Regions from separate parts of the Mus musculus genome. Here regions 2, 3, 4, 5, 6 and 7 are each linked to region 1. Evidence: chromatin loops called from intact Hi-C (ENCODE). Cell type or tissue: left cerebral cortex. All regions are shown on one strand.

The links. Hi-C counts contacts between places; a loop is a spot of excess contacts. Peaks named below come from ENCODE experiments on the same cell type or tissue, not always from the same donor. Only the 100,000 strongest peaks of a DNase experiment are listed, where the experiment ranks them.
Region 2: a loop joins it to region 1, with 4 times the contacts of the local background. A loop is called at or near these places in 2 of 42 quality-filtered maps.
Region 3: a loop joins it to region 1, with 4 times the contacts of the local background. A loop is called at or near these places in 11 of 42 quality-filtered maps.
Region 4: a loop joins it to region 1, with 5 times the contacts of the local background. A loop is called at or near these places in 19 of 42 quality-filtered maps.
Region 5: it touches region 1 in a loop (9-fold over the local background); 14 of 42 quality-filtered maps call a loop at or near these places.
Region 6: it touches region 1 in a loop (5-fold over the local background); 9 of 42 quality-filtered maps call a loop at or near these places.
Region 7: a loop joins it to region 1, with 4 times the contacts of the local background. A loop is called at or near these places in 2 of 42 quality-filtered maps.

Annotation. Positions count from the first base shown.
Region 1 is chr2:181,070,060-181,074,059 of GRCm38, forward strand. No RefSeq gene overlaps it. Among named protein-coding and RNA genes, the nearest start is that of Chrna4, 33 kb to the left of the region's middle. In left cerebral cortex, a CTCF peak has its summit at 2,268 (motif pointing left); DNase peaks (open chromatin) are centred at 305, 800, 1,135, 2,269 and 2 more places; H3K27ac peaks cover 3,323 bases.
Region 2 is chr2:180,892,546-180,896,545 of GRCm38, forward strand. Mir124a-3 (microRNA 124a-3) reads left to right here and starts at 1,495; the gene lies at 1,495-1,562. In left cerebral cortex, a CTCF peak has its summit at 2,493 (motif pointing left); DNase peaks (open chromatin) are centred at 479, 1,317, 1,844, 2,401 and 3 more places; H3K4me3 peaks cover 3,449 bases; H3K27ac peaks cover 4,000 bases.
Region 3 is chr2:180,785,202-180,789,201 of GRCm38, forward strand. No RefSeq gene overlaps it. Among named protein-coding and RNA genes, the nearest start is that of Bhlhe23, 10 kb to the left of the region's middle. In left cerebral cortex, a CTCF peak has its summit at 1,726 (motif pointing right); DNase peaks (open chromatin) are centred at 1,731, 2,679, 3,430 and 3,826; H3K27ac peaks cover 246 bases.
Region 4 is chr2:180,994,630-180,998,629 of GRCm38, forward strand. Col20a1 (collagen, type XX, alpha 1) reads left to right here. Exons shown (of 36, transcript NM_028518.1): 6 at 248-367; 7 at 831-995; 8 at 1,726-1,878; 9 at 2,053-2,222; 10 at 2,637-2,766; 11 at 3,725-3,870; 12 at 3,956-4,000. Among named protein-coding and RNA genes, the nearest start is that of Col20a1, 10 kb to the left of the region's middle. In left cerebral cortex, a CTCF peak has its summit at 2,002 (motif pointing right); DNase peaks (open chromatin) are centred at 1,993 and 2,392.
Region 5 is chr2:180,923,151-180,927,150 of GRCm38, forward strand. No RefSeq gene overlaps it. Among named protein-coding and RNA genes, the nearest start is that of Birc7, 3.9 kb to the right of the region's middle. In left cerebral cortex, a CTCF peak has its summit at 2,210; a DNase peak (open chromatin) is centred at 2,224.
Region 6 is chr2:180,804,278-180,808,277 of GRCm38, forward strand. No RefSeq gene overlaps it. Among named protein-coding and RNA genes, the nearest start is that of Gm14340, 19 kb to the right of the region's middle. In left cerebral cortex, a CTCF peak has its summit at 1,932 (motif pointing right); a DNase peak (open chromatin) is centred at 1,906.
Region 7 is chr2:180,900,618-180,904,617 of GRCm38, forward strand. It overlaps Ythdf1 (YTH N6-methyladenosine RNA binding protein 1), which reads right to left. Exons shown (of 5, transcript NM_173761.3): 5 at 3,760-4,000. Among named protein-coding and RNA genes, the nearest start is that of Mir124a-3, 8.6 kb to the left of the region's middle. In left cerebral cortex, a CTCF peak has its summit at 1,678 (motif pointing left); a DNase peak (open chromatin) is centred at 1,651.

The sequences.
Region 1 (4,000 bases):
AGCTGATGGGGGAGGGAAAATATGTGCGGAAGAGGTGAGCTCAAAGTGTACCAGAAAAAGGGTGACCTTAACAGCATAGCAGGAGCTGTGGGAAGGAAAAGCAGCTATGTCCTCTGGGGGCAAGTTCTCCATGACCACCAGGTTCCTTTGGCGGATAGCAGTGGGCAGGTGTGAGCTGTCCATCCCGCACAGCCACAGATGACTGTGCTATCAGCAGCAGCAGCAGCAGCAAAGAAGTTAGCAGTAATCCATTCCAACGCAAATGTAAGACCCACGTGTGAGAGAAAAATAGCAGCTCTGAATGTCAAGCATAGCCCCAGACGCAGCTGTCTGCCTCTGAGCAGGATTGAGAGCTCGGTCTGCAGCTCCCTGTAAGCGAGAGCTAGGCCTCTGTGGGCTGAGAGAATCCAGGGTGTGGTAAGGGAGATTTGAGGCACCTTATATCTGACAACTCCACCAGGAGAGAGATGTCTACTTGCTCTGAGAGGAGCAGAAGGCCAGGGGCCTTCCATCTAGCAGGGCTGTAGCTGGTACTCAGTACAACAGTCAGCACAAGACTACACCTAAAGTGGAGGACAAGGTTCATCTGATAAAACAAAACAACCTTCTATTTCACCTTGGAATAGCAGATGCAACTGTAACGGAGAAGGGATTATTGAGGACTCAGAGGTGTCCAGAATCTATCTATGGACAAGCCCCCATCCCTGAATGCCAGGACCTGAGCTCACTTAGAGAGACGGGATCACAGGAAGAGGCCATTTGAGAGGAGACCACAAAAGCAAGAGTGCTGTATGAGAGAGGTTACCTGGGGGGCACAGTGCCTGAAGGACAAGCAGTGTAGTGTTTGCAGAAGGAGTATGCTTTGAGGTCAGTGTTTGGAGGAAAGAGGACATTGTGAACGAGGATTGGAAAAAGAGGTTGGGTTTGGACCCCTCCCTAAGGGGAAGATGGGAACCCAGCCAGGTGGAAGGGCAGCCAGATGATACCAGAAGAAAATGACATACGATTTGGTGTAGATGGTCAGCACCAACCTGTACCAACAAATCCAGGTTGGGATGATGGTTGTGTGGAAAGTACACAGGGGTACTGTTGACCTTGGGGTATCCAGGATTTGTTTCTGTGGAAGCCCGTTCAGCATCTGCTCAGGCAGCCTGCTCCTCTCTGAAAGCCTCTACCTCTCTTGCACAAGGTGCAGGGTGCACATACCAAGACAACTACTTAAGGCAAGGCGGGGGTTTCCCTTTGGGGCCCCAGAATTGCAGGAATCCTGATAACTGTTGTCCTGGACATTATTGTCCCAACGCCCTGACTTCAGTTTCCCAGGCCCTGAATGAAGACGCTCGTGCTTTGGGTCCCATTGCTATATGTGCTATATGTCATATGTACTGGAGTTATCGGAGGCCACGGAATCAGGGTGGGTATGGGGCCAGCAGTTCTGGCTGCAGTTCAAGCTGATAGGAGAGATATGAATAGGACTATGTATCTTCAGGCACTTACAGAACACCAAGAGATTATTTTAAAAGCAACAACAAACAAACAAACAAACAAACAAACAAAACCCCTCTTAGGCCCTAGGAGGCAAAACCCCAAACCCCATTCCCTACTTCCAGTATTCAGTGCCCTGACCTGCTAGGATCTGCATACTAGGCCAGGAACAGTTTTCTTTCCAGAGGTTGGACCACAAGGAAGTCAAGCCAGCTGACCCTGTGGAAGTTAGGCTCTTTTAAGGTCAGGTCCCGTGCAGGGGGAATCCATGGAAGACAGGCCCGGTTATGTCTTGTGGAGTTTAGGCTCTGTGGAGAATATCAGTGCTGGTACACACCCCAGGGAGGGACATATCAGGCAGGTAAGGGGTGGAGGCCCTCTGGGATAGGCTAAGAGTGTGAGCACCCAGAGTGTGTATGACTCCGAAAATGAGAGAGAACAGACGGCAGGTCCCGTGTGATTCCCTTAGCTCATCTGAACTCTTACCTCTGGCTTGGATCTACTAAAGAGCCTGGAACCAGATCCTGAGGGTGGCAAGAGAATGTGAGATCCCCATGTGGCAATAGCCCCCTGTGGCAAATTTGCCTCCTCTGAGCTCCTGTGCCTTTACTGATTGGTATGGCTACCCAAGCCTTGTCAGCCTGGCTGAGAAAGGCAATAGTGGGCAGGTGTGCTCTGCCTGACCTCCTAAGAGGCAGGTTCCAGGAGTCTGGATTTGTCTGTTCAGAGAACTGGTTCATGTGACTAATGATAGGACTCTTCTTCTGGTGAGCACTGCCACCTGGTGGCCTTGCTGGGTATTGCCTCAACTCCAGCATTCAAAGTCATCTGGGACATTTATCCCAGAGAGGTACGCGCAACTGGCCTGACCCATAGTAACCCTATTCCTCAGTCCTTTCTAGATAGGCGACTCCCAATGTACCTCAAACCATTCTGGCTGGTGGTTCCTTCCCTGCACATGGGCAGTTATACACATCACATCTCTTCTGGTCTGCAACACATCCTGGGTCCTTCAAACCCCACTCAGCCCCTGTGCATGTGCCCTCTCAGGAGGGACCCTTCTTTCCAAGGTGATGGGCAAGTACCTAGGGGTCTCAGTAAATTTTGGGGTCATAGTGTTTTTGGCATAGATGTTTGCTTTGTGAACAAAGGTTCACAACCACCATGTATGCTACTTCAGACCTATGGGAAGTTGGTGTGACCACTGAAAGAGCATCTGAAGCAATTGCTCACACAACTCTAGATGAGGTCCCTCTGCTAAATCAATAAACTTGACCATGGACAGGAGACAGGATGGAGATGAGGTGTAAGGAGAAAAATCACTGGCAGCAAAATAGACTTGGTGGATATATAGGTGTTGAGGGACAGGAAATACCCTATGCAGGGGCAGTGCAAAGATGCAGTGGTTTCTCCTCCAAAGCCAGATTCTTAGTGTTTTGAATGCCCCTCTGTTCCTACACACTGTTCATGAATGTCCTAGCTCACTGCTTCCCATCTCTTGGTGTCACCTGACCATGGGATTCCTTATATAACACAGTCCCGGGCTCAGACTATGTGATGGCTATTCCTGGCTGTCAACTTGATTACATCTAGAATGAACTACAATCCAGGAATGGAGAGCACACCTGTGATCGAGATCTTGAGGCTGGAGGACAGGTTTCTGACCTGGATCTTGACATAAAGATCTTGAGGCTTAGGCCCAGGCATGGTAGTACACGTCTTTAATTCCAGGAGATAGGATAAGCAGATCTCTGAGTTCAAGGTCAGCCTGGGACAAAGCAAGTTTTAGATTCAGGTTTGGTCATACACACCTTTAATCTGGGCCACACCTTCTGCTGGAGGCCTCACATAAGGACATTGGAAGAAGGAAGGCTCGTTCTTCTTCGACCAATTGTACTTACTTGCCAGCACATCTTTTGGAACCCACTTCTACAGAAGACCAGCTTAAACAACTAGCTTCATATGATTCCCTTGATACACATAGAGGCATTCCATAAGTTCTGACTCTAGAGAACCCTGACTTAGACAGTCTAGGTATCTGCTTTTTATTCCTTACCACTGCCAAGCCACTAAACCCTAAATCATCTTAGCTATCTAACGGACCCTTAAGATACCAGGGTGTGACTGCCTGGTGATGGTAAGGGTAGGGGATACTCCCAGAGTGTCCACAGCATGGCCATCCTAGATGAAATTTGTCAGAATGCACTTTCCTGCTACCTTACAAGGATAGGTGAACTGCAGAAAGCCTGGGCAGGGTGCCATGGCCAGAACAGGCTGCAGAGAGCCTGGGACAGGTATGGCTATAACCTGAGGAAACCACCCTTTATGCTTTGCTCTGTCTGTGGTCACTGGCTGACCGGCCAATGTCTAACCCAACCATGTGGCTCTGATGTATGGGTCAGGTGTACCCAAAGGGGACACATGTTTGGTGTCCCCAATCATCTTTACTCATTCTCTTAATAATGACCACCAGGTACCCAGTACAGTGAAGTGGCCCTTCTTCTAACCAGGTACC
Region 2 (4,000 bases), 180 kb before region 1:
AAAAGGGTGAAAAAGGGGAGCAGTCTCTGATGGGGGTTGGGGGAGATGTCTAACTCCCTTCTCCACATAGGGCCGCCAGCAGGAGGCTAGGACCCCTTTCTTTCCCCCCCCCAGGAGAGAGAGGCTCAGAAGCCACTGTGTAGAGTGGTTATTCCGGAAGGACCAGCCGCTTGTGTGAGGCAAGCACAGTGTGTTCGCTGCACAGCGGGGTGTGGCTGGTGGTGGGTGTAGAGGAGCTGCGGTCGGTGGGCTGCGGGAGAAGCTTTTGCGTGGGTCGTGCAGTAGGACAGAATGAGCGGTTCGAGAGTGTCCAAGAGGCAGTTTCTCTGCATACGTGTGACCCCGGGGCGCCGGGCACAATCGAAGGCGTTCGAGGGCTGCATCCGTGTGAGTCGAGGAGCGCGCGGAGCGGGACGCCGAGCGTGTGCGCGGGAGGCACGGGTCGCGCGGTGCGTGAGTGCGCGTGTACGCGGTGCGCGTGCCCCTCAGTTCTCAAGGACACCTCCGAGAGGAGGCGGCAGAGCCGGTGTCGGGTGACGTCACCGCGCGCCCCAGTGATAATCGCCCGGTGCCGGAGCCGAGCGCGGATACGAGCGGAGGCAGCGGCGGCGGCGGCGAGCGCGGGGACGGTCGCACCCGGTCTAGGCAAGGAGAGTGGGAGTCAGACTCCCGCAGTGCCGACCTCGCGGACGCCGGGCTCCCACCCGGCCCTCAGGAATTTGCCCGGCTTCCTTGGCACTGTCCCTGCGCTCTCCTCCACCCGGGGCCGTAGCGTGCGGGTCCTGCGGGCGCCAAGAAGGAGGCGGAGGCGGGATCGGGCGACAGCGCAGGCTGTGCTGCGGAGCGGAGGCGGCAACCGAGAAGCAGCAGGCGGCGGCGGCTCGCGCCCGGACGGGTAACTGCGCTGGCGGCCCGTGCCGGGGCGAGCCGGTCTCTCAGGTCACCCCGTCTTTCTCTCCTCGAGCAGCTTCTCGCCAGCCAGAGGCGTAAGAGAAGAGAGCTCGGCGGGTTGTAGAAAGAGACTGCTTTTCATCTCCGAACATCGAGGTTCTTTATTTTCACCGCACTCACGCACTCCTGGTGGGGCCGGGAAGAGGAGCCGGGGAAGGGCAGCTGCGGAGAGGCTTGCGCCGCCGGGGTGGAGAGGGCTCTGCACCCGTCAGAAGACTGCAGCAGGCCGGAGCACGCGCGCTCACCCCGGCCGGCTCCTGCATCTCCCTCGCCGCGGCTCCGAGGGGTCCCTACTGCAGGAACGCCCCGAGGGATTTGCCCGGGCCCTTCTCTACCTCGGGGAGGGGAAGGAAAACTGGCTCCTCGGAGTTGGGGGCGGACCAGGGCAGCACTGCCAGCTTAGCGCGGAGCCCCGCCCCGCCCGCCCGCCCCGCGGCGAAGAAGCTGGAGCATTCGCGCCCCTCAGGCTAGGACCCCACGCAAGCCGCAGCCCGGCCCCGACCCGGTCCAGCCGCTCGCCGCCCGCCGCAGCCCTGAGGGCCCCTCTGCGTGTTCACAGCGGACCTTGATTTAATGTCTATACAATTAAGGCACGCGGTGAATGCCAAGAGAGGCGCCTCCGCCGCTCCTTTCTCATGGAAATGGCCCGGGAGCCCGGCCGTCGCGGCGCCCCTCCCGCGGGAAAAAGGCGAGCCCCGGCCCCCGGTGGCCCCTCGCTCCGCGGACAAATCCGGCGAACAATGCGCCCGCCCAGAGGGCGGCCCAGCTGCTGGGCCGGGGATCTGGCCGCGGGACACAAAGGGGCCCGCATGCCTAGGACGTCACGAGAAGGGTGGGGGCGACCGCGGGGGAGAATGTGGCCACCCGGCCCCTGACCACGTGTGTCCGCAGCTCTGAGTGCTCGAGATCCCGAAGAGGGAGACGAGGGCCAGAAGACAAAGGGAGGGGCTGGGGAAGCGGCGGGCTGAGGGGCGCGGGAGGGAAGTGTGCAGCTTCCCGGGTTGTGTTGGCGCGTCCCGCTACCCACGGGCAGTCCTGGGCGCTGTCCTCGGTGCTGGCCGTGGAGTCACCCAGAGAGACGGGGCGCTAATGCGCTTGGGGCGAAGGGATGTCATGAGTATCACTGTTCCCATCTAGGGGGCCCTGGATAGTTGCCGCAGCAACCCCAGAGAAATGGGGTAGGGTCTGGGGTCACTGCAGTCTGTCCCCTGGGCGCTCTAGTTGGGGTCGCAGGGTGAAGGCGGTGATCACTTTGATTCTGAAGAAACCCCTGAACCTTAGGTTGAGGTTCGAGCTGTGGAAGTGGGGGATCTGCATCTGCATCCAAGGTCTAAATCTGGGTGGATACACTGGACCGCATCCCGCCCCCAAACCTCTCTCCAGCTATGCGGGACGCGAGGCACGTGAGGCTCTGCAGCCCAGAGAGAAAATGACAAATCCTCCTCCTCCCTCCCCCACCACCATCTGCAGCCGCAGTGACACCCACTCAGGTCTGCTGCAGGCATTTTTTTTCCTGTCCTCGGCAGCCAGCGCCACCTGCTGGCGTCCTGGTATGAGACTCTGCTCTGGCATGTCTCCTCCCAGCAAGGTTTCCGATCCCCAAGGTTACAGGCCCTATTACCTAGGGCAATGGTTCTCAACCTTCAGAATGCTGCTACCCTTTAATAGAGTTCTTCATGTTGTGGTGACCCCTCCCCCCAACCATAAAATTATTTTCGTTGCTACTTCGTATTTTGTTGCTACTTCATAACTGCAATTTTGTTACTGTTATGAATCCTAATGTAAATATTTTTAGAGATAGAGTTTGGCAAAGGAGTCCTGATACACAGGTTGGAAACTGATGACCTAGGATTGACTGTCAGTGGAGGAGGTCACAACCTCTGCACCCCCACCCCCTCAGACAAGTTGCAGACTTGCTTTTCATCTTCATGGGGTGAGTGTGAGCCCCTTTCCTGGCTCTGACCCAGATCCAGAACTGACCGCCCAAATTCTCCTAGCCTCAAGTCCTGTGCAGTTGCAGAAAAGCAAGACAAAAGGGCCCGCGTGAAGACACAAAGAGATGCTGCAGGGAGACTGCTTCAGTACTCCATGGAGAGATGCACACAGTCACACACTCATAGACCACTAGTGCCTTTGCATCCTGTCCCCAAAGCAGAGCCTCTGCAGAACCTCTGCCTCTTGGAGGGTGGAGAAGGGGCCCAAGCATACCACAGCTCTGACCTTGGGCTTGCTGTCTCTTTTTCCCTTCCTCCCTCAGAAGAGCTGCAAGGTGAACTCAAAGCAATACTGAAGGAATTGGTAGAGGTATCAGTCCTCTAGTGTAAAGGTTCCTAGGGGGCACAGGACTATGCCCCTCGTTGAGCTCTGTTGGGGGTGCTCTACACTGCAGCCTGGCTCTTTTCCCAGAGGGAAGATTCCCCCTGCCTCTCCCCTGGAACTAGAGCTCCATTCTTGTGCCACCGCTGCCCTTGCTGGAGAGTTGGCTCCTGACCACAGTGACCTTCTGGGCTGTGAGCAGAGATCGGGGTGGGGAGGATGGTAAGGGAGGTGGGCTGGAGAGTGGATAGGCGGTAAAGCCCATGGCAAGCTGCCCTGTGCCCCAGCCCAGGTTGAGTAGCAATCACCTTCACTCACCTTCATTGCACCCCCTTCAGTGGAGGCTAGGGGCTTCAGTTCAGGGGCACAGGACCAATCTGGGCATGGCTAGCAGACATGGGGCATTCGGTAGGAAGGCCATTTTTCAATCCTTACTGTGCTCAGGGTGCAGCACTGTCTGCTGGGGTGTGGGCAGGCCTCACGCAGGTGACTTAGAATCTCAGATCTACCCGTAGGGGGCTGAGTGCAAGCATCACTCTCTGACTCTCGGGACCAGCAGCCTTTTCTGCAGCCGCGCTTTGTAGCCTTTGTGGGCTAGCTTGGATGTCCATCCCTGTTTATCCTAAAATACATTCATCCCTACATAGACTGCCTGATCTATTTAGAAGCCAAGGCTCAGCATACGGGCTTGTTGGGTGCCAACCTGGTCAACAGCAAGCTGGGGAAAGAACAT
Region 3 (4,000 bases), 280 kb before region 1:
GCCCAGTACAAAGGCAAGTGGGTTCCCATTGCTCCTTCTGTATCCAGTGATGTGTGATGGGAAGTGGTTTCTCACCTTTGACACCAGGTGCCTCTGAGTCTTTTGCTTTGGTTATGATGGGCCCAGGCTGGCTTTTCTCATCCTGACATTTACAGGCCCCAGTTTATGGATCTCAGAAGCATTTGTGTATACCCTTCCACATGTGTCTTTAGCTTGCCAGGCAGACTCATCCTGGACCCCCTGACCCCCCTCCCGAACCCCCGCCATCTCTGCTCACTGGCTTCTGGCACTTTTGAAACCCCAGGACTCTGAACTTTTCTGTCTCACTGTTCAGTCTTTTTTTTTTTTATTATATGTAAGTACACTGTAGCTGTCTTCAGACACTCCAGAAGAGGGAGTCAGATCTTGTTACGGATGGTTGTGAGCCACCATGTGGTTGCTGGGATTTGAACTCCGGACCTTCGGAAGAGCAGTCGGGTGCTCCTACCTGCTGAGCCATCTCACCAGCCCCACTGTTCAGTCTTAATTCCTGCCTTAGCTCCTTAGTTCCTGCTGTACTTGTGAGCTGCCTCTCTGCCTTGTTCCATCCAGCGGTGTCTTCCTGTTCATCTCTGTACCTGAGTTGGCCTGTGATCACCTTGCCCCATACAGCAAACAGACCAGTGTCACTTCTGGGTGAGGTGGGTTGGTCATTTAGTAGGACGTCCCGCATAAGTAGAGGGCATGTGAATACTTGCTCTGCAGTTGATTGTCCTGTTTGGAGAAGCGTAGGAAGTATGGCCTTGCAGCAGGAAGTGTATCACTAGAGTCAGGCTTTGGGGTTTCAAAAGACATGCTCATTGCCAGTACAGCCCCTTTGCTTCCTGGTTGTGATTTGAGATGTGAGCTCTCAGCTTCTGCTCCAGTCACATGACACCTCTATTCCATCACCATGTGATATTATCCCTTTGGAATCATAAGCCAAAAAAAATCCTTTCTTCCAGAAGTTTCCTTGGTTGTGGAGTTTTATCACAGTAATAGAAAAGTCTGCCTCTGCATACACACACCCTCAGAGTCTTCAGTAGAAGCTTGCCTGTTGAAGAAGCTGTGGAGGGTAGGCCTGGCTCACAGTTCCCTCCAGGAGGGAGGATTTCCAGAGCCCTTCCTGGCCTCTGAACCAGTGCAATGCTCATCTGGTTGTGACCAGAGTTGAGCCCAGCCCATACTCTAAGGAGCAGCCAGACTGTCCCTTGAGCCTCTGTTTTACTCCTGTTCCCTAGAGCTGTGAGTGGTGACAACCCTAAGTTCAAGGCAGATTCTACAGGAGGACTGCAGGACTAAGCAGACCAGGCTACACCCTACACAACAGGTCCCTGGTGTGTGTTAGAGAAAAGGCCCTTACCAACTCCCTCTTGTGAGCAGGATGGTAGTTCCTGTATGGTGGTCCCTTTCCCAGCCCTGGCCACCCAACATGGACCTACTTCAAGCAGGCTTCCTTCTCAGAATGTTTCATTCTAGGGTTCTAAGCAAGAATTGAGAACACCCTCAGAAGGTCACCTGGGCCTTAGTCCCCTGTTGAGCATCTTAGAAATTAGAAGTAGTGGCTTTATCTGGGAGGGGCTGTAGATCTCTGGCCAAGTCTCCCTCTGTTGTCTGAGGAAAGTCTGCTGTCCAAGCAAGGGAACAGATTTTGATCCTTCTAGAAGCAGTTAGGGAAGTTGGTGTTGCAGATTTGGGGAGTTCCTATTCTGGCCTCCAGGGGGCAGTATGCCTCTGATCTTGTGTTGTTCTGTCCAATTACAGGTGAGGTTTTATTTTGTTTTGTTACTGTTGTTTTTACTGTCATTCATTTATTTTGCTTTGTCTTTTGTTTTTCTGAGACAGAGTTTCTCTTTGTAGCCTTGACTGTCCTAGAACTCAGTCTGAAGACCAGGCTGGCTTCAAACTCACAGAGATCCTCCTGTCTCTGCTTCCCAAGTGCGACGGGTCACCACACCCACGTACGGGTAAGGTTTTTAGGCAATAGTCCAGTAGTTGGGTGTCTTAGTTGTTTTGTTGTTGGGACCAGATTGTAGACTCTGAGCCTCCAGGAGCAGCAGAGACACGTCTAGCAGGTGGTGAAGGTAGGGCCCTCTCTCCCTGACCTCCTTTGGACATAGCAGCCCTGCCTTAATGAGCTCTCAGGATGCTTTAGAGGGGCCTCTCAAGGTGGATGAGGACAAGGAAAGGCCAGGACATGGCCCTGTGATGGCTGATGTAGTCAGGGCGTCCCTTAGTTCCAAAGCCAGAGGGTCTATGCCAGTAAGGATGCGTCAGGCATAGGAAGACAGACCAGGAAGAGGTCAGACTCTTGTGGGCTGGATCCATAGGTCTCTCTAAATCTGTAAGGCAGGTGACCTCTGTAAGTTCAAAGCCAGTCTGGTTTACACAGCAAGTTCCAGGCTAGTTAGAGCTACATAGTTTGTCTCAAGAACAAAACAAACAGAAGCTCACATGGCAGCCTTATGCATTACTTGATATTCTCTGAATCTGGCTCTCTATTCTCTTGTGTAGACCCATCTGGCATGGCTTTCCTTCATCCGGAATGGTGTCAGTGCTTGCTCAGTACAAGCTGGTGATAGTTTCTCTCAGCCTATAGCTGGTTACTTTGTCTAAAAACATCTTTATTTGTTGCAACTGTTGGGATGTTTTCCTTGGATACAGAACTGTGTTAGTGTGTTAGGCTGGCAGGTTTGCTCCCCCCCACCCCCGTGTGTGTGTGTGTGTGTGTGTGTGTGTGTGTGTGTGTGCGCGCGCGCGCTCGTGCCTGTGGAGGCCAAAGGACAACCCTGAGTGACGCTGAGAGGCTCGCTGGTTGGTCGGAACTCACCAATTTGGCAAGGCTGGCTAGCTAGCAATGCCTGAGATTCTTTCTGCCTCTGCAGCACAGGGATTACAAGGGTAACGCCATGCCTGTGCCTATGATCCTATGGATCTGGAGAATGAACTTGGGTCCTTGTGTTTGCACATCAAGCACTTTACTAAGCATCTCCCCAGCCCCGTTCTCTAATTACTTTCCTTTGCACCTTGGCTGCTTTGGGCTGCGGGCTGACTTTGATCTCATTGTGCTGGAAACAGATTTGTTGAGACCTTTTTGAAGTGCTGGACAAGTCTGCTCTTCACTCCTGACAGGCCATCCCAGAACATCGTGATCCACCACCCTGCAGGGCACATTCCTGTGAGGGCTAAGCTGTTTTCTGGGCTCTGGCCTGTGATGAGGGTGACTCTTGTCAAAACTCCTGGTCAACCTGCTTGGGCTTTGCTCTCTTCTCCCTCCTTTGGTGTGGGACTTGGGAAAAGGGGCCCAGGAAGCCTATCAGCACCTGCTAAACAGGGTGGCAGGGTGACCTCTGGAAGGACAACTCCAAGCCAGGAACTCAGTGACCTAGTTTCCTGGTGTTTCTCAGTGGAGGAAGTCAGCCTGCAGTGCGGCAGCTATCCAGGACCTCATTGGCAGAACTGGATTGTCGCTATCTGGCTGCAGAGGGAGATCAGATGCCTGCCCACTGGGAACATGAAGTGTGGAGTGATGGGCATGGTGTTCTCTTATCTGTGAGCTTGGGGATATCTGATGCCTGTCTGGATCTCCCCTTCTTCCCCCCCCCGCCCCCCCCCCGCCCTCCGCCCTCCGCCAATCTTCCTTTCTGTGACTTCAGAGCCTGAGCAGGAGAAGCGCTGACAAGGAAAGCGTGAGAGAGCACATGGCAGGGACCATAAGCCTGACAGGGGGCAGAGAGCCAGATCCCCTCAAGATCTGTGAAGGAGACAAGCTGGGCTCATTACCTATTCCATTTTGCGGGAAGAGACTGGATAGGAGGCTGCCTGCATGGCCCTGCCCATCAGTGCTATCGTGCTGATCCCTGGCAATCACAGCCTGGCTGCAGCACCCAGAGCCTGAGCCGCCTGCAGCATCTGAGCAGATATGCATGCCTGGAGATGCACTGGGAACGTAAATGTGTCTGTTAATGATTCTCCCTGTGGT
Region 4 (4,000 bases), 75 kb before region 1:
TCCCTCTGATGATATCTCTATGTGAGCCTTGGGCCCTGAAAATGTGTCATCTCCTGGGAGTGGGACTCCCAGAGGCTTTACCCAGAGCAGGTGATTCTGTGGATCAGGTTTTCAAAACTGAGCCTTGACACTGAGGATGTAGTAGCATACAACATGTGGCTAGCGTGCTTGCCTACCCCCCAGTGATGCAAAAAAGAAAGACCCCCTCCCCCAAAACCTCAATCCAGCAACCAAAGCCCACCCCTAGGTCTGACACAGTACAGTGGAGACCCCCAGACCGAGTGGGACCTGAACTCCTTCCAAACCAAGGAGCAAGTGCTAGCAGCTGTACACCACCTCCGCTACAAGGGAGGAAACACATTCACAGGTATGTCCTGGGTCTTGAGGTTTAGCTGTTCTGAAGCCTCTTGCCAAACTTTTCCTGACCCCTCTGCCCCTGAACATTTATGTGATGAGTGGGTGCTGAGCCCACTTCACACTTTACAGGGCAAAATCGACCACCCCTCCACACCCCAACCTTGGTAAAAGTGTGGAACTTTGGGCACCTTGTTGAGCAAGAGTCTGCACTGATCATGGGTAGCTTCTTTCTTGGTCCTACTCAGCTGGACGGTCAGCCTTGCAGGCAGCTTCTTAGGCATGGTCTTGCTGGGCTATGGGTATTCTTCACAGGAGGAGCTGTCCCTGATCCCAAGTGCCTTTAGCCTGGCAAGGCAGGACCGATGAAACATGAACAGAGAGCCTTGGGATCGAGTGTGTCAGCTGTGGTTGAGAGGGCACCTGAGGAGGAGGTCCTAGTGGCTGCCCATCACTTTGTCCCTTATATTCCCAAGGCCTTGCTCTAACCCATGTGCTGGAGCAGAACCTGAAGCCAGCAGCCGGTGTCCGTCCAGAGGCAGCCAAAGTGTTGATTCTGGTGACAGATGGCAAGTCCCAGGATGATGTGCGCACAGCTGCCAGGATCCTTAAGGATCAGGACATTGATGTCTTTGTTGTGGGTGAGCTGGCACAGTGCCTGGGCCCTGGGTTCGAATGCACATGGCTAGGGTGGACTCTAGATCACAGACACATCTGCACTCTGGCTTTACCATCTCTGGCTAGAAACTTGGGTACATGATAACTGCTGGCCTGCAGCATCCACACCCATAGGGGCCAGAGGGTGAGCCCTGCTCCATAGAGGTGCATGGCTACACCTTCCAGCAACATCTGCAAAATTTGTCCCTGTCTCCCTTGCCGTGACACTCCCCAACTCCCTGCCACCCTCCAACTCATACTGCAAGTAACCTTCAAACTGGTCCCCTGCCTGGCAGCTGCCATTGTGTCTGACAGCTCTTCCCCCTTCCCCGTTTGCTCCTCAAGTAAGGAGTGTCCCTGGTGCTCTCTGGGACGTCAACCACATTTACTGCACTGTTTGATGGGAAGGAAACTCCAAGTGTAGGGGGTTGTTCCAGGAGCCCCTCTCTTCCAGGAACCCCCTCTCTTATGGGTGGGTACCTGACACCAGCATCCACATAGTCTGGCCTGCTTCCCAGTTCCCAGAGCTAAGCACACTGGCCTCCCCTGGCCCATTCCTGTGTTCCACTGAGACCCCGTGAAATCTAGGACATACAGCTTCAGTTTTGCCCTCCCCCATGATGGGAACTCTGGTAGGTCCCTCCCCTGTGGTCTTGTCTGTAAATAGAATGAGAGTCTCGGAGTGGCATGTTGACACACACTTCCCTAAAGCAGGTGTGAAGAATGTCGATGAGGCTGAGCTGAAGCTCCTGGCGTCCCAGCCACTGGACATCACTGTCCACAACGTGCTGGACTTCCCTCAGCTGGACACCCTAGCTCCTCTGCTCAGCCGACTCATTTGCCAAAAAATTCAGGGCAGAGGCCCAGGTAAGAACACAGCACCACGGTGGCAGAGGAACAGGGAGATTGAAGCTATACTGGGCCAATTCCTTGGATATGTTGTGGGCTGGGGTAGGAGGATTTTCCTGTCCTTCCTGTACATGGCCACCAGAGGGAGTATGTGGATGTGCTTGCTTGGTCCCTGATTGCCTTTCCTCACAGTCAAACCAGCAGCAGGTACTCGGGTCCTGGACCCCCTCCCCACGCCCACCAGACTGATCCTGACCCACGCCACCTCATCCAGTATCCACCTGTCTTGGACTCCAGCCTTATACCCACCCCTCAAGTATCTAATTGTATGGCAGCCTTCTAGGGGTGGTGCCCCCAAGGAGGTAAGAGGGGGTCCCCTGGTTCAGCCTCTGCTGAGACCATCCTTGGGAGTTGGGGCAGCTGGCAGGATTCATCCGGCATGGTTCAGGTGGGTTCTGCTGAGCTGTGGCTGAACATCGGAATGAGGGCCTAGAGATGAGTAAGACTGCATGAGAGGAGATCCAGGGTAGCACAGGGAGTGGGTAGCTACACACAGATACAGCCCATTGGACAGAGTCAGAATGTGGAGTGCTGGGCTGTGACTGCAGACAACAGATTGGTTTTGATGACACTGATAGATGAGTGGATGGTTTTACAGTCTCGCCTGTCTCCATGGTGCCTGGTGCTGCTCTGCTCCATATGGGGATCCAATCTCCCAGGGTGGCAGTGTCATGTCTCCCAAGTCTACACCCTGTTGATGAAGTTTTCCTGCTCAGGTGGTGGTGGAGGGGCCTGTCTCATCCATGGAGCTTGGAAACCTGACCTCCAGCACAGAATACTTGGTCTCTGTGCTTCCTGTCTATGAGAGTGGGGTTGGCAAGAGCCTGCAAGGCCGGGCAACCACAGGTAAAAGGGTGGCCTTTGTGTAGTCCTGCCCTTTGGGGATAGTACCAGCAGGGCATGACTACAGGCAGCTCTGGGTCAGAAGTGTTCCCACAAGCCACAAGAGGCTTGGGATCTAGACTCTGATCCTGTATCACACCATGGCTCAATACTGCTGCTGCCATGATGTCCTAAGGCTCCCATCCTGTCTGGTGACAACACATGGTCAAGACCACTGTCTCTCAGCCTGCTGCTGGACCTATAATGATTTCTGGTTAACAACTCCATTGAGATAGGGCTCATGCGCCCACACTTACCCACTTACAGGGGACAATAGATAGCTGTTAGTGTATCCAGGGCTTTGCCAGTTGTGGTAGCACACACCTTTAATCCCAGCATTGGAGGGGCAGGTGAATCTCTGTGAGTTCCAAGACAACTAGAGATAGATAGAGAAACCATGTCTCAAAAGACAGAAACCTAAACAAACAAACAAACAAACAAACAAACAAGGACAGTATATTAAGGGCTATTTGCACTAAGACTATCATAGATCATACTCATTTCCCAACAAAAACTGCACATTTCATTAACACCTTCACCCAGCCCTTGCAACCTCTGCTCTGCTCTATGCCTCTGGATCTGCCTCTTCCAGTTATTCACAGAGACACCTTGGTGAAGTATGTGAGGTTTTGTGTGTGTGATCCTGGATACAACATCCCTTATCACCTTTGTAGCAAATTGCCTTAGGCTAGCAGGGTGATCTGGCTCCCCCAGGACTGTGAGCCGAAAACACAGCCCACTGACATTTGAGACACGTGACTTAGAGTCCTGTACTCTGGATGGTGGTTGCCTACCCGGCCATCTGTACAACCCTACCTACTCAAAGTCTTGTCACTGGAAAAAGGGCTTTGTTGTCCATGTATATGAGTTCTGCATGTGCCACAATTCCCCTGAGATTCTCCTGATGATCATCCCTTCCTAGCACCCCTGCCTCCACCTGGGCCACTGACCCTAGCTGCAGTGACACCCAGAACTCTCCACGTCACCTGGCCGCCCTCTGCTGGGGTCACTCAGTACTTGGTGCAGTACTTGCTGGCTACCTCCACTGGGGAGGAGCAAAAGAGAGAGGTGAGAGGCAGGGAGAGAGAGATGGGGTGGGGCAGATGGTGAGGCTCAGTATAGAGAGAGTACTGTGTCACCATGTCCCTGCCAGGTACATGTGGGACAGCCTGAGGTACTGCTGGATGGTCTGGAGCCT
Region 5 (4,000 bases), 150 kb before region 1:
CAGATCTATCCTGCAGGCACCTCTCAAAAGCCAAGCAGCTCTGTGGTCCAGGATCAGAAAGCAAGCCTCCAAGAAGTTAGAGCAAATGCCAGGCCACAGCCAACCAGTCTGAACTTCAGCCTACTCATGAACCTTGTCTCTTTTCCATCTACACAGCACAACAAAGATCAGCAGTCTAACTTGGATGAGAAACCTGATGCCCATAGAGGGGGCCATGGCCTACTGACTGCCTCTATGTTTCCAGGAAGTGTAGCTAGCTCCTGCTGCCATAGTTGGTGCTTGTCTGTCTGGACAGTACCAGATGGCCCAGGATCCAGACATCTCTAGGTGATCCACTTCAAGGCTGAGAAAGAGCAAGCAGGATTTGTGGTACTCTAGGTTCATGTAAGTCTCAGGCCTTAACCTCCAGTCATGAAACAATACAGGCTGCTTTAAGAGGCATATTCATTCAACCCATGTGGCAACCAAGTTTGGCTCTCAGCCTGGGTCCGCCAGGGCAAAATAAAAACTAGGAACAAGGCAAGAAAGTTTTCCTCTTCCTGTCCTCACCAGCTCCCTCTAGACTTGTCAGGATTGTTTGTTGGTTTGTTTATTTGGTTGGTTGATTGCTTGGTTGGTTAGTTCTCAACTGATTTGAAATTCAATGTCATGCTCCCCCAGGTAGAATAGTGCTGTCAATCATCTACTCCACCCTGCAACATCCATACACGGACCTTGAGTACACTTTGAGTTTGCTGCCTGCAAAGGGGCCATTCATGGCCATCTTTATCAAGAAATGATGTACTTGGGAGGCAGAGGCAGGCGGATTTCTGAGTTCGAGGCCAGCCTGGTCTACAAAGTGAGTTCCAGGACAGCCACACGTAGGCTCTTGCTGGTAAAGGGGGTGGAAGAGATTCCTGCTTTAAGAACTGATCCTGGGGTAGAAGGAGGCTAGGCTAGGCTGAGTGCCCAAGCCCTTCCCAGACCCAATTATCTCAGCAGGTGGCACTTAGAAAACAATTTCAGAGATTGTCCAGAAGGCAGCCACAGCAGCATTCTGACATGAAAGGTGTCTGAGCAGGTCCTGGGAACCCCACAGATTCTGAGGCCCTGTTAGAAATACACAAAGCTGGCATCATAGGAGTCAAATCAGGGATGCCCAGAGCCAGGTGGAGTTTGCAAGAGTCAGCAGGGTAAGGCAGGAAAGAGAGTGAGCAGTGCTAAGCCTGGAGAGGGGCTTGGTGCCTGGTTAGGACAAGGAGTGTATGAAGAGGCTTGTGGTAGCTGGGTGAGCGCCAGGCGCCACTGAAGCTGTTAACCCAGAATGAGGACCTGACCAGACATGCAACCAAAGCCCTCCTCAGGGAATGAGAGTGAACTGTCCAGGGAATGGGAAGGCTGCAGGAGACTCTCCTATTGTGGATTTGGCCCTCCATGATGCACAACAATCTGGAAACTCCAAGCTGATGCAGGCTCTGGAAGTTCTTATCAGTCCTAAGCTCCCGCCTTTGAGGAAACGAGACGCCTTTTCCTGACTTCTCCAAGCTGCCTGCAAAGGGGCCATTCATGGCCATCTTTATCAAGAAATGATGTACTTGGGAGGCAGAGGCAGGCGGATTTCTGAGTTCGAGGCCAGCCTGGTCTACAAAGTGAGTTCCAGGACAGCCAAGGCTACACAGAGAACCCCTGTCTTGAAAAGAAAGAAAGAAAAAGAAAAGAAAGAAAGAAGTGATGCTATCTCAGGGAGGAAAAGGTATGCAAATGATGGCATTATCTAAACACCACTGAGCTAAGCCTGAGACAGTCCGCCAAGGTCTTGGGTCATGTGAGCTAATGCATTTCATTTTTGCTGAAGCCTTGTGTTTATGTCGCCATGATGACAATGTAGGATATTCAGTCCTACCCCAATCAGGGCTCCACAGGGGAAGGTCTGCTCAGATACACATCCCATTCCTCCAGCACCTATTAGCTAGTCTCCTGGTTACTCCCTTGTGTTCTTGTGGTTCCCAGATGCTGGGCAGATATCCCTCCTGCCTTGACAGCCCTGGAAGTCCCTCTGCTTCTTCCTGGCATTTGACCATTTGTTCTTCTCATATTCTCAGAACCAGATGACACTGGCAACTCATCTATCTCACAGCATTTCTGAAGGGTTTGGTCCACGTTTGTGTGGCTAATTCCATAACTCTCCAGGACCTGGTCGCCAACCCTGTGCTGTCATTCCCCTCGTGTCCAGTAGGGTGTGCTGTGAGCCAGTTATTATGACCTTGGGCTCACCTCCTAACTCCTAGAGACTCCCAACTCCATCCCATGGTCAGTGAGACTGTTCTGTCCCACAGCTTAACCTTTGACCTTGTGCAGCTACTGAGTATTTCAAATCGAAGGACTGTATTTTTCATTTTATTTCATTTTCTCAAGATTCAAATGGCCACACTTATTCCAGAGTGTGGATCACTCACTCATACAAAGTCCAAGTCCCTGAGAAAAGTTGGGGACCTTCCTGTGTAGTAGGCTCACAGATAGATGATCCTGATAGTTCCATTGAGCCTGCTTATCCACTAATTCCCACCCACTCCAGCAACTCTTGAGTGAATTCAATTGGAGGAGGTAGTGTCAAGCTTGTCCCTTGTAGGCTACAGTTACCACTTCCTTCCCTGCAGCGCCTCCTGAGGCCTGGGAGCTCCCTGATCCATCCCTTTCTGAAGCTGAACTTAACTTTACCCTGGATTCCTCGTTGGCTGGAGTCTGGGCCCAGAGGTACACAGTCTGAAGAGTCAACCTGTGGGACATTTGGGTTCCTCTGGACTTTGGGTGCAGAAGACTGTTGCCATCTCAGCTAGCCCATGATGCCTGGATAGTCTTCCTTGGCTGGACACCTCGCGGTCTCTAGGCTCTGAGAACCACCTTTGAAGTGCCCAGGGGAGTGGCTTTCAGGAGAAAGTTCAATGTCGACACATTTACTCCTTGCCAACATGATACTCAGCACTGACACTCAAGCTTCATCCTGCTTAGGATCTGCTCTATAGAGCCCAGGGTAGGACAGTCAATCTAAAGAACTATATAGAAAAGAGAATTCCATTGGTCTATAGAGGGGGATGGTGGCATTGAACTTTCTCTGTCTTCCTTCCCTCCCTTTTATCCCTTCCTCCAGCACAACCAGGAAGCCTCAGGCCTCCCCCTAGGCTTCAACCACACAGAGGATAGCACAAGCAGTCCCTATACTCCCACACTGGGTCTTGGGTGACCCAAAGTAACATCATGGTTGTGCTATGAGCTACAGGGCCTTGTCAACTACAACTAGTCACCACCACCCAGGTACTGCTTTAGCAAGGGACTCAGCTTGTAGTATGAGCTCATGGTGGGGACACAGGCATCAGGCAAGACGTTGTAGAGATGGGTGCTGTGTCTATGAAGTCCCAGCATGGATGCAGCTGGAACAGCCACTTGGATGCTTTGTTCTCAGCCCCTTAGGCACACACCACGTTGTTGCTCGACAGTCTCATGGGCCTTGTGCACTGCTGAGAGCCCCGAGGTCTCCATTCTGTGCTCACAGGTACAGGATGTTCCTGTCTTCCAGGAGAGCTTTCAAGTCTCCAAACAAGAGAGAAGGGCTGGCTCAGCTGCTTCAGACAAGGACAGCAGGAATGCTTGTGGTCATAGCTGGGAGAGACTGTCCCTTTTCACAGACCCCAAGGCCAAGGCAGCAGGCCCAGAGTCCAGTGCTCAGATCTCCAGGGACCTGGGTCTACACAGAGAAGGAACTTGGTGCAGCTGCCCCTGTCCCCTCTATCAGCCCATCTGGCCTCAATCCAGGGGAACCAAGTCCAGCAAGGGGCCTGGAGAGGCAGGACTCCAGGTTCAAATGCTAAAACTGTGATTCTTTTCTTTTACTTGCAAGCAATGAGAAAGGCAAAGGTTGTGACATCCTGTGGGATACCCTAGAAGGTTCTATTGCCACAGATGGGCATATACTTAGCATGTGGGCCCAGCAGGGAATGAGACAGGGCCCTAAATCCCTGCAGTG
Region 6 (4,000 bases), 270 kb before region 1:
TCAGTGTTCCAGACAGGCCTTTGCAGAGTAAGGAACAAGAGATGAGAGACACAGAGCCCAGAGCATGGAAGGCCCTGAGAGAAGCAGGGATAAGTGGAGTAGAGACCAAAGTGGCCGTGGCTTCATTTCCATCCTCCTACAGTATGGTTGCTTCTCTTCATGGAGCTAGTGTCTGTAGTCCTAAGGTACAAAATGTGTGTGTTCTGGTGGTCCCTCATAAGGCATTGCCTTCTGATGTCTAGAAACATTTGAGGAGGCCCATAGCAGTACCTAGCACCAGGGTCCAGGAGCGGAGCTGGTGTGGGGTCCCCTAAGTGCTAGCTCTGTTCTGCCCTCTGTAAAGGTAGCACTCATCTCATTGATTTTTCTTTGGCTCTTAAAACTCTCAGATGGCTCCATCTCCTGCTGCTCTTTGTAGGGCTGAAACTATGCATCTGATTCCATTTTTGTACCCTGCTGTGGCTGGAGTAGAGGGAAGAGATTGAGTGAGGATAGATATGCAGTCCTGCTGGGACATTCCTTCAGCTAGGATAAATGGCCTAGGGAAACCAGTCCAAGCATCATGGGCCACCTACAGCAACCACACCCCCTCTAAGCACTGTCTCCTCCCCAGCCTGAGTCCCATCAGGCAGGTCCTCCCTAGTGTATGCTTTGTCCAGCATCGTTGAAAGGGTGATCTATTTTGTTTGTGAAAAGCTGATTATCATAGATAAATAAATCTAATTAGTCTCATTTGCTGACACACAAGCCTTTAATTGAGAGCGGAATAATTTGCATATGCAAATGACACAGCTAGGCACCCCCTCCCCACACTCCAGACTTAACCTGATTCCTCCAGAGACAAATAATTCTGTTTCGGGAGAGAATATGATGTATTAATTCACACGCAAACAGCTTCATTTAGAATCAGTGGCTGTGTTTGTTTACATGAAGTGATGGCTGGTGTAAGCTTGTTGAAGAAACAAATGACTCTAAGGGAAATCTCCGTGAGCTTCCCACTGTGGGGTGGTCCCTGAATTAGGGGCTTTTTTAGTCCTCAGGGTGGCAGCTACCAGCACAGAGTCATGGTCATGGTCTCACTTTGCTGGAAGCTCTGGCCCCCTGGTAGACCAGGTGAGTACCAACAGGCCCTGTCTCTCTGGTGTTTGTTCCCTGCCCATATCCTGGTGGCAACTGATGGGGCAGGTACAGCCACTGCCTGGCAAGTTGGTGGTCATTGATGGCTTACAATGAGGCTCCACATGTGGCTAGTGTTTTCCCTAAGGTTGTGAGCAGCAGATCGTGGAGTTTGCCAGCAGTGGCTGGTCCTTGGAAGTTGAATGCTCAGTTCTGGGGAAGGCTGAGCCACTGGGCCCCAACTATTGACTTCATACAGCTTGTGGCCAGGGTCAGCTGCCTCTCCTTCTTTAACGGCCTCCTGCACCAGCAACTCGAGACAAGCCTGAGGTGTTGGGCCCCATGGAGGAGCCCCCTACCCCTGCTCTTGGTTAAACCCACAGATTCCAGGAACACAAGTGACAGAGGTACCCTCCATGTCTTGTTTATAGGGCTATGGCCTGCAAGAGTACTTTGGGGGCCTTGGCTAGTGATGTGAGAATAAAGACCTACATCTCTAGCAGGGCCAGTGTCTAAGTGCTAGGTGCCCGTCGTCCCTGGGCAGTGGGTGGCATAGCCTTTTGTGTGTGTTTTCTCCTTCCCTAGGCCTGGGGGTGGGGGTGGGGGTGTGGTCACATGGGCTGTTCTAAGGAGGCCTAGTGTGAGGAATTTGGCTCCTGTGGAAGAAGGATGATGGCATTCCCTGCCTACTTGAGGGCCCTTCAGGCTGTCTGTCACCCTAGCAACTGACTCATGAAGCAAGGGATCTGATGCTGCCCTAGATGGGTTCTGTGGTCCCCTCCCTTTCCTTTCTGGGCTAGGCTAGTCAGCAGAGGGCAGCAGTGGGCCAGATGCTGGCTTTGAGGAAGGGATTTGTGAGCCTGGAGAGAAGTTATGCCCTAAATTTTGGGGTCTTTGTGTGTTCCCCAAAGCCCTGTAAGGAATGATCACAGGTGGGTGATCGCCATTAACTGTTGTGCTTACATGGATGAGAAAGATCATCACCATAACAGCAGTGGGCCTGGCACATGGGAGGGTCCTACCTTTGGCTGGTAGAGAGCTCATTACTAGCCCCAGTCTCTGAAGACAAGGTCTCTGTCCATCCTTGGCCTCAGATCATGATGAGCCCAAAATGGAATCAGCCGTTAGGATTCCCAGTTCTCACTCTCTCCTTTATCTACTGGCTCAGTGATTCATTCATTCACTAATTTGTTCACATACTCATTTGTACACTGGTTCATCCACACAATCATTCATTCATTCAACACACACCAGCAGGGACGTGTATCTTTCTGACCCCTTGAAGGAAGTATTGGTGGTTTTTAAAACCAGGATTCCAGCTCTGCACCTGCCCAAGCCATCTTGCAAGGCTATAGCTACAATGTTACAAGGCTATAGCTACAATGTTTCCTTTGACTTCAGTCTCTGGCTCATTTATTCTCTGAAGTTTTTTTCCTGTGCCTTGTGTTTGACCTCCATCATTACCGGAAGAGAAAACATCCCATAGCGTTGTCCAGCTCAAGGACGTCATTGGTTACCCACACTAAGCATGTTCTCATGAGGATGCCAATGGCTCTAACATTCTGACTATGCTTGACATCATGATTGGGACAGAGTTCTTGTACAGCTTATCAGGACCTGGAAGCTACCTGAAATATGGGCTTGGACCCAACCCTTGTCTGTGTCCCAGCCCTCATGGACCTTTGGGAGTGAGGACAGAGTGCTGTGTGCACACATATGCATGCATGTCTATGCTGTGTGCACATACTCTGTGCATATCCTTATACACATTGGCAGGGCCTGGTCCTGGGGTCCCTAGTGTGGGAGGCCAGACTGTTAGAATTGAGCCACAGAAACCAGGCTGTGGCCAGCTTAGTGACCTGTCTACATCCTCAGCCTCCCTTGTTTTCCACAAGAAATTCAGTAGACCACACCCCATGTCAGGACCACCACTGGTGGTGGTACCCTCTCCATTGTAACTGAAAATGGAACCGATAGGCTCGTCCACACCTTGGTGTTGAAGCTAGGTATGCATCTACAAGGTTTTAGAGAGCAGGAGGGCATTCATGTGCCTACTGTGCTCAACTCCTTTCCTCTTAGGCAGAAACTGTTTTAGGGAGGGTGTGGAGCCAGACCAAAGTGATTCAGTTGTTCAGACGGAGGTATGCTTCCCTCCTCCAGGACAGACACAGTCTTGAGTACGGATGCAACAAGTGTGTGCACCTGGGGTGTGGTGAGCAAGAAGGACACACTCAGTATAACTAAAGTTATATTTTATGCTGAGGGTCATCACACAATGTTCACACTCTGAATTCCTAACTGTGGTTCTTCCCAAGGCTGCTTTCCTCTTAGCTGAAGGTCAGGTCCAGTCTCTAACAGTAGTTCCTGATTTGAGGGTCAAGATCCTGGGAGAGACTCTTCAGCCACAGGGCAGATCAAGGTGGCATCTCTCCAAATGTGCAGAACAGAGCATTGCTTTTGGTCTCTCTTATATAATGTCCAGTGGGCAACATGGGGTTCTAGGACTGTGTCTGGTTACCTTGAATAATCAACACCACTGGGTTCAGGTTATCAGGTGCAGCCTTGGATATACTGGGGTTCCTGACAAAGCTATTTTTATATGTCTAAAAGGCATTAAAAAAAAACAAGGCAAACTTTTGCAGCTTATGGAAACACTGTCCTGGTCTTTCTTTCTGGGTGGGTTCTGCTCCAATGAGGATATTCTTGATATTAGTGGCCCCTACTTTCATCTGGTTCCCGGAAAAAGACTTTAAGAATGTGTTACTGGAGCCAGGCTGTGATCAAACATGCTTTTAATCCCAGCACTTGGGAAGCAGGGGCAGGTGGATCTCTGAGTTCAAGGGCAGTCTGGTCTACAGCATGAGGTCCAGGACATCCAGGGCTA
Region 7 (4,000 bases), 170 kb before region 1:
GCCATCACTACCTAGGGCTGGCTCCAACAAGTCATCTAGTGCTCCCACCCATCTGATGAGCAAGCTGCTGCTCCAATAACCTGCTATAGATAACAGAGAAGCTCAGAGCAGCCAACAGCTGCTAAAGCTGCTACCCCGGAGCAAGGTAACTCCAACAATCCAGGAAGGCTGGTGGGACAGTTTGTCTTGTGGGCAACATTCACACTCACTCTTTTGGGCCTGTACAGCATCAGGAACCGCCCTAAAAGGCTGGGCTGCCCACCTCTGGCTCTCAGAGAGATGGGGAAGAGACCGTTTGGGACAGAGGTAAGATTAGCAGAGGGACTGGCTCAATGATGCCCCACTGAATAGAGATGGGAGCTTCACTCATCTTAAGACCTGTGCTGTGGCCTCCTTACAAACTGTAGAGTCCCACCCATACCCCATGTCCTTACTCTTTCCTAAGTCCAGGCACAGATGGCCAGCCTTGCACTATGTCCCCAGCCCTTTGCACTACATAGCCTTCCACATACCCTGCCACACAGCAGAGCTCACATGGATCAACCTTCTCTAGGCCTTGGAGCTGTAGAGGATCGAGTTTGCCTGAGACATATCTCACAGCACACCTGGCATCAGAGCCCCACTCCAGTACTGACAGCTGTCCGTCATTCTTTGATTCAGAGTGTCTTGACACTCGGGAAAGGAAAGGGCTAACCACACTGAGATCACACTATAGGAAGCAAGCAGGTCCAGTGGGCACCTGTTCACCTCAAGCTGCTCTTTAGAATGGTCACTGGAAGTATGGACTCAATACTCCTTCCATAGAGATGGGCAGCCTGGTGATTTGGCAAGACTGGCTCCTTCCAGTTCTAGATATGACATGGTAAACCAATCAGTGCTTCCAATTTAGGCTCCTATCCCCTCAGCCCACAGCTTGGGAAGAGATTAAGACTGCTACACTTCATGGGAGGGAAAAGTTGGAGGCTAGTGTGACCCCTCTTCCATGCCCCTGCCCTGGTTCTTCTTGTTAACAGTCTTCAGAAGATAGTTATGAGCTAAAGGAAGACTTACTGGGAAAGGAAGAAACCTGATGGCTTTGAAAAAACTCTGAAATTCATTGAGCTCAAATAAATGTATCCTGTCTGACTGCCACTCACAGGACAATGGTTAAAATGTCATGAAGGGGGCTGGTGAAATGGCTCAGTGGGTAAGAGCACCTGACTGCTCTTCCAAAGGTCCAGAGTTCAAATCCCAGCAACCACATGGTGGCTCACAACCATCCGTAACGAGATCTGGTGCCCTCGTCTGGAGTGACTGAAGACAGCTACAGTGTACTTACATATAATAAATAAATAAATCTTTTTTTAAAAAAAAGAGTGTTTTAATGTTTAAAAAAATGTCATGAAGGGTAACTCTTCAAATGACTTTTCTAAAAGTTTACATACATATATACTTTAGCTATAAAAAATTGTCAGTCCTGGGGCCACACGGTGAAGGAAGAAATTACATTATTTATTTGAATACATTGCTGCAGAATCTAGGGGTGTTCTTCCACATCCATATCATTACTGCAGGTAAAACAGAGATGGCTCAGTGGTTAAGAGCACTGGCTTCTCTTCCAGAGTTCAATTCCCAGCAACCACATGGTGGCCTATAACCATCTGTCTGTAAGGTGATTTGATGCCCTCTTCTGGCCTGTGGATGTATATGCAGCAGAGCACATTAAATAAAAATTTTCTTAAAAGCCTGTGAAGTCACGGCAGTGTGACAACTAATTCCTTTCTTTCCCATCTAAGTGAAGGAAAAGCTCACCAATTCTGGATCTCAAGGATAAGAGATGGCCAACAAAGGGTCCTAAGTCCAGAAATGCACGCAAGTCAAGTATGTCCATCATATGTCCTTCAAATACAGGGCAGCAGGTGTGATAGGCAACACCACAGGCTGAGATGCTTTGGGGACATTCAAAGCTTACGTCTGGCTTCTGGAAGGCAAGTTGGGAATGTAATAGTAAGGACATTAGTACACAGCCTTTCACAAAGTGCCAGAATTAATTACTGAAGCTTACAGCACAAGCCTGGGCCTTCAGGTTCCCTTTGCCAGTGGCCTAACACATCTCCTGACTCTACACAAGACAAGGGAGCAAGGAGTCTAGGAGGCAAGGGCACTGTCCACTCATGACACAAAACCAGTCAGCAACTCTTAGCTGGTCTGTCACCACCTCCAGCTCTGTAGTGTTCATTGATCCTGCTCATCTTACCCATGGGATTGAGTCCTCCAGTCATCCCAGATACTGATCCCACGTCCTGTTTGGTCCTGTTAGTGCTTCTCAGCTAATTGCTATCAAAGCCAGAAATTTTGGAGCTCAAGGACTACATATGTGCAAGACACACAGGTGAGAATATAAACCACACATGCTTTCAAAGCTACTTCCTAAAACACAGGAGGTGTTTTGGAGGTGCAATAGAGTAAGTTAAGGCTGGCAGGAGACAAATTTTCCTGTGCTTGTTTTGTATCCGTATCAACCATTATCTTCCAAGCAGAGACAGGCAGTTTGGGGAAAGCATGAGATCACTTCTTATCTGAATAGCACATGTCAGGTTGTACAGATGTAGACTGACATGGAAGAAGAGCTTTCAAGCATGCACCTGGGAAGTACAAACAGGAAGACTGGGATTTCAACACCAACCTGGGCTACATGACAGTTTTCAAAATGGAGAGAGGCAGCTAACTGTATTGTACCTTGGATTTGTGCTTTTCTTCCCTGCAAGAAAAAATGCTGGACAAACACTAAAATGAGCCAGCGAGATGGCTGAGTAGGTAAAGGTGATTGCTGCCAAACCTGATGGCCTGAGTTTGATCCCTGGATTCAGCAAGCAACGAATGGGCTTGCCCACAAGTTATCTTCTCATCTCCACACAGATGCTTGGTGTACATCCTTTGTCTTTAAGACATGTTTAACATGGCCAGCAAGATTTCGCCAACAGGACCCTGATACAGCTGTCTCATGTGAGGCTATGCCAGTGCCTGGCAAACACAGAAGTGGATGCTCACAGTCATTTATTGGATGGAACACGGGCCCCCCAATAGAGGAGCTGGAAAAAGTACCCAAGAGCTGAAGGGGTCTGCAACCCTATAGCTATAGGTTTGCAGACCCTATAGGTGGAACAATATGAACTAACCAGTATCCCCAGAGCTCATGTCTCTAGCTGCATATGTAGCAGAAGACGGCCTAGACGGCCATCATTGGGAAGAAAGGCCCCTTGGTCTTGCAAACGTTATATGCCCCAGTACAGGGGAACGCCAGAGCCAAGAAGTGGGAGTGGGTAGGTAGGGGAGCAGGGCAGGGGGAGGATACAGGGAACTTTCGGGATAGCATTTGAAATATAAATAAAATACCTAGTTAAAAGGGGGGGGGGGGGAGAAATGTTTAACATGTGAGATTTAGTTACTAGAGAGAGTACATTGGATGTCTACAACAGTGAATTTTCAGAAGACATAAGGGAGAGATCAAGGAGTACCAGCCTGGAGGCAAGTGTGCAAACGAAGTCATATATGGCTGCTGAACAGCTCGTCCACCTCTGTCAGCTTCACATTCTTACATAGTTGGGGACTGAATTCCAAGTCCTACATGGAGCTATGAAAGTTTCTCTGTCCCTTTAGTACCCAGGAGTAAGCAAAACTGCAGCCCTTGGCTTCCACTGCTTAGAGCAGACCCCATAGATTTTCAGCTATAAGAGAGAGACAAGGCACATATAGCAGGGAAAACAAGAACACACAAGCTTGCTCAACAGGTGTTTATTAAGGCTTGTATTCTCCTAGAGGACAGGTATCCGATGTTGTCCACGACTCCGTACAGGCAGTAACAGCTCGAGGAAGTGACACGTTCTAAATACAAGTCTAAATAATACAGCTTAAATGTTAACTCAGAGGGTCTTTTGGAGTAAATAGTTTCGGAAGGTATCTGCTCTCTAAGACAGTAAAGATCCTCTACAGTGGGCGCGTGCAGATTCAGTATGCGAGG